Regions from separate parts of the Homo sapiens genome. Here region 2 is linked to region 1. A link is an interaction called in ENCODE POLR2A ChIA-PET data of the cell type or tissue named here. Cell type or tissue: Panc1. All regions are shown on one strand.

Region 1 (2,500 bases):
CAAACACTTCTCCAACTCTTTGGACACCAGCCGGCTGTCCTATTATACAGTTTAATTAAATGCTGACACTAACTACTTGGAGTTAGCATCAGATCCTGCAAGTTAAGGGCTCAGTCCCACAAGGCTGCCCCCTCTTCGGATGCCAATCACAAGTTTAGGCCTCTTGTACTTCTGACCAACTGGCTATAAATCATGGGGGGAGGGAGTTTGGATAATTTGCTATAACAGTTTACAGAACCCAGGAAAGTGCTTTACTTACATTTACCATTTTATTACAAAGGATTCAGTTGTACAGCCAGATGAAGAGGGTCCACAGGACAAGGTCTGGAAGGGTCCCAAGTACCGGAGCTTCTGTCTTGTGGATTTAGGGTGTGCCACCATCCTGGCACTTGGATGTGTTCACCAACCCAGAAGCTCTCAGAACCTCATTACTTAGGGGCTTTTATGGAGGTTAGTAATGTAGGCATGATGGATTGATTATTAACTCAGTTTCTAGCCCTTCTTCCCTTCCTGGAGGTTGAGGAGAATGGGGCTGAAATTTCTAGGCTTCTACTCAAGGCCTTGTCTTTCTGGTGACCAGCCCCTATCCTGAAGCTATCTAGGGTCCCAGAAAGATCGCCTCATTAGAACGAAAGAGGCTTCTATCACCCAGGAAATCCCTAGGGTTTCAGGAGTTCTGTGTCAGGAATAAAAGACACTGCTATCACTCAGGAAATTGAAAGGATTTTAGGAGCTCTGTCAGGAATCAGGGACAAAGACCAAATATTAGAACAAAAGATGCTTTTATCACCCCGATCACTCAGGAAATTACTAGAGTTTTAGGAGCTCTTTGTCTGGACCTGGGGACAAAAATTGAATGTATATTTCTTTTTTTTTTTTGAGACAGAGTCTTACTCTATTTCCTAGGCTGGAGTGCAGTGGCACAATCTTGGCTCACTGCAACCTCAGTCTCCCGGGTTCAAGTGATTCTCCTGCCCCAGCCTCCTGAGTACCTGGGATTACAGGTGCATGCCACCACACCCGGCTAATTTTTGTATTTGTAGTAGAGACAGGGTTCCACCATGTTGGCCAGGCTGGTCTCGAACTCCTCACCTCAGATGACCCACCCGTCTTGGCTTCCCAAAGTCCTGGGATTACAGGCGTGGGCCACCGTGCCCAGCCTAAATATATATTTCTTATACTACAATATTACCCTGTTATTTACTCAAGAAGTCAATACTAGGTTTGAAGTGACTAAAGAATTCATCTCTGTGCAACAACTATAGGCAAGAATAGTTTCAAAATGGAATTATACACTTTAAATGGATGAATGGAATGGTATGCAACTTAAATGTCAAGATGTTTTCAAAAAAATGAGTAAAGAACTTGACAAAACATTTTAATATAAACTGAAGTGGATCTGCTAAGTTGTGTTACAGCGAATGGTGGGAAAAAAAATACATGTGGAACAGAATAGTTTAGTTGAACTAATTTACAAAGCTTGAGAAATACAAAGCATTTAAAGTTTATGGCCTTTCATGTTAGTATTTGTGACCAGTACTTTGTGAGAAACATTTGAATACATTATGTGTCATTGAACCAATAGTGTCAATAGTGAACTTCATTTGCTCTGGTGGGCTTAACCATTATCAGTGTTCCATGAATTTCTGTCAGCTATGGAAGCTGAATGTTCTGATTTACTCTATTATATAGCAGTTTAATATCTTAGAAGTGGTAAAGTCTTATTGGGAGCTTTTGAATGTAAAGCCAAAATTAAACTTTTTCTGAATTAATATCACCAATCTCAATCACTGAAGAATAGCTTTAGAAATTAGCTTCTGCTGAAGACTTGAAAATGTTTCTTAATAAATTCAGCCTGTTATTACAAGGGAAACCAGTGTTTATATGTGAAATTTCTCCCATGATAAAGTTATCTTGACAGCACCTAATATTGAATCACAAAATGCTGTTTTATGTACTTCCTATGCTATCAGTTAGAACAAGAAGCAAAATCTCCACTCTCACACAAATAGGCAGTGGATGTATTTTCCAAGCTCAAACTACAATTTCGTCAGATTTTGGACCTTGATGCAAGTGCAAAGAAAGTTTTCATATTTCAGAATCCACTTAATTGTGCAACTCTGCCTACTCTTTAATTGGAAGTAGTTAATGTCCAGTGTAATACATGATAAAAGGCAAATATCAGGGATCTAATAAAATTTTCTGTAAATGCCTTCCAAGTGGTGAATAATGCTTGATAAAATCACATTTTCATGGATTGATATCAGTATCTGTCTTTGTGACAAGACGGTTTCAAAGATGAAATGCATAAAATCTCATTGCAGATCAGCATTAACATACATTTACAATTGATTTTAATGATAGGGAATGCTAATTTTGAAGCCCTATAAAAGAGAATTCCAGCGTTTTCATTAGTAGAACTGTATGGTGAAAAGTTATGCATTATTATTATCATAGTTTGAATTTCATTAATAAAATTTTTGTGGAAATTGTTTTCTCT
Region 2 (2,500 bases), 220 kb after region 1:
GGTCCCAAATCTTTAACTGTCTGCCAGACATTTTCCCTTGGAAGTTGTAACATCACCCCAAACGTCACATATCAAAAACAGACTTTTCTTGTTCCTCAAGCTCATTCTCCGTTATGGCTCCACTCTTTCTCTCTTATTCTTTTCGTTATGCGTAAAAATCCTCTCTGAGTTAGAAGCTGATCTAGAAGTCCTCTTGCTCAGTCTTCCAGCTAATAATGTGCAGCTGTTGTCAAATCAAGTCTGTCTGATTCCAAAGCCCGTGTGATAGGCACCATTTCATTCCTCTTAGAGAGAAACAAGGTCAGCACAGTTGTGTTTCAAGCTGCAGTTTGGCTTTTTGTGGGGGACTTGTTTTTTTTTGTTGTTTTTTTTTTTTTTGGCTCTGTTCTTTTGGCCAGTGCCTTAAAGCCTCATGGAATAAGCTGGAGTGTGATGGAATGAGCCCTAGGTTCAGACTGTGTCTGTACTGCTAGTGAGTGCGTGACCTGGAACAATCACTTAATCTTTCTGACCCTCAGTTTCCCCATGTGCTATATGAGGATAATAATACCCGCTTGACAGGGTATTAATGAGATAATGCATGTGAAAATGTTTAGCACGTGGTAAGCCCTAAATAGATGTTAGTGAAATCTGAATCCAAATGGAGGGAAAAGAAAATAAAGGGCTTGTTCTTCAATTGTGTGCCCCAGAAGCTTGTAGCTGGCAGCGCTTGTCATTTGGCCCGCTGCGGGGGTTGAGGCTGAGGTGTGGGGGTGGGGTGGACCCTCCAGGAGGAAATTACCTCTTTGGATAAGACAGCACACTCCCTGTATGCTCCTACTCACTCCACTGCTCAGAAACAATGCAAACTGAAAAGCCCCAAATCACTGGCAGGGAGTGGGGGGTGGCAAGGAGTTGACTCTGTAGCAGCTGCTAATTAGGAAATCCTATTCTTGGGCTGTGCTAGCATCCCTGATGATGCTGGTTCACAAACAGATGTTTTGGAACATTAAGACGCTACAGAAGTGGAAGTTGTCAATTAGGAGGAAAAAAAAAACAGGCAAAGCAAGCAATAAAACGCTCTTGTTAATTTAATCTCCATTCATGGTACAAGGGAAAGTTATGGCCCAGCACAGGGGGCTAAGTACAGAGGGAAGGATGGTATTTTCAGCTCAAAAGATACCTGAGAAATGGGATGTCTAATCTCCAATATGAGGAGGGTTGGTGTGAATGGGGTTTGAATGATTGTCTCTGACCATCTGCGAAGCTGGCCTGGGTGAGGTGCACAGCACCAGCCTACTAAGCCTCCAGGGTGCCCCCTCCCACCCCATGAATGTCTGAGGGGGCACAGCCTCTTCTCCTTACTCCTGACTTCATTGGGCCCAGGCTCTGAAGCTTGAGGAATCCCGTCTCCTTTCCATTTCTCCAGGGCCGTTTCTCTTCTCCACCAAGAATAAGAGCAGGTTCTTTGACACCTCGCCCTCCATGTGGCAGGTTTATTCCAAATTACTCTCCTACTCAGGGTGTACACAGGTGCTGAATAGGGAGCCATGCCCTAAACAGAATTCATCCACAGTGGCCCTGATGAACTCAGGGCTTCAGAAAGGATCAGTCATTGGACTTCAGTACATATTTTAGCATTTGACCCATTGTCCCCACTGCGATGCCACCTGGAATGGTGTAAAGCGCTTGGATGTTCACAGTCAAACAAGACCTCCAGTGGCAGTAGGGGTGGGCTGGGGGTGTTGCCTGCTCCAGCTATGTGGTTTATTAATCCCTTTCCAAGGAAGAGTTAGTAGGCAATAAGAGAGATAGAGGGGTACCCGGAGTTCAATAGGGGACAGTGGGATATTGTTCTTTTGGGGTACCAGGCCAGTGACTTCAAGAGCTTGCTGTGCTGGAGGTGGTCCCAGGTCTCACGCTGTGCGTCCTAAGCTCTCCCTATACCTCCTAGGAGAGGTGTCGTGGAGTGGAATTCAGCGAGGCCCAAACTGTTCCTGCAGCCATTTGTCTAGCCTCAGTGCTTTTGTCAGAGTGGATTCCTAGCTTCCAAGAGGGCTTGGGAGCCTGGGGCCACTCTGGTATGGGCTGTGGTCCACTACCTGAAGAAGGGTTAGGACACTGAGCTTTGATTGATTAGCAGTGCCTGCCAAGGTCATCCACCCAAATCTATTTCTTAAAAGTTGACAACCCTAAATCCATTTAATAGCTATGACATATGTAGCATTCACTGTGTACCAGGCACTCTTTCTAAGCTCTTACATGTCTACATTCCATTGGTTTTCACAACAACCCAGTGAGGGAGATGCTGTTAATATCCTCATTTTACAGAAGGCAAGCTGGGGCATGAAGCAATTAAGGATCTCACTTAAGATCATAGGGTATGAAAGAGGTGGAGCCAGAAGTCTAACCTACATGGTCTGACTTGAACCACAGTCTGTGTATTCCCCCACTGCCTCTCTTATTAAGAATTGAATTTCTAGAGACACGGAAAGCAGTAGTTTCTCACCAGTGCAGGCGA

What was found. Peaks named below come from ENCODE experiments on the same cell type or tissue, not always from the same donor. Only the 100,000 strongest peaks of a DNase experiment are listed, where the experiment ranks them.
Region 2: POLR2A ChIA-PET joins it to region 1 with 13 read pairs; 2 of 35 experiments call an interaction of 5 or more read pairs at or near these places.

Annotation. Positions count from the first base shown.
Region 1 is chr3:125,261,930-125,264,429 of GRCh38, reverse strand. The region is part of intron 7 of ZNF148 (zinc finger protein 148); the gene reads left to right. Among named protein-coding and RNA genes, the nearest start is that of SLC12A8, 50 kb to the right of the region's middle. In Panc1, no CTCF peak of the experiment used is centred here; no DNase peak of the experiment used is centred here.
Region 2 is chr3:125,037,714-125,040,213 of GRCh38, reverse strand. All of the region lies in intron 1 of HEG1 (heart development protein with EGF like domains 1), which reads left to right. Among named protein-coding and RNA genes, the nearest start is that of HEG1, 17 kb to the left of the region's middle. In Panc1, no CTCF peak of the experiment used is centred here; no DNase peak of the experiment used is centred here; H3K27ac peaks cover 1,596 bases.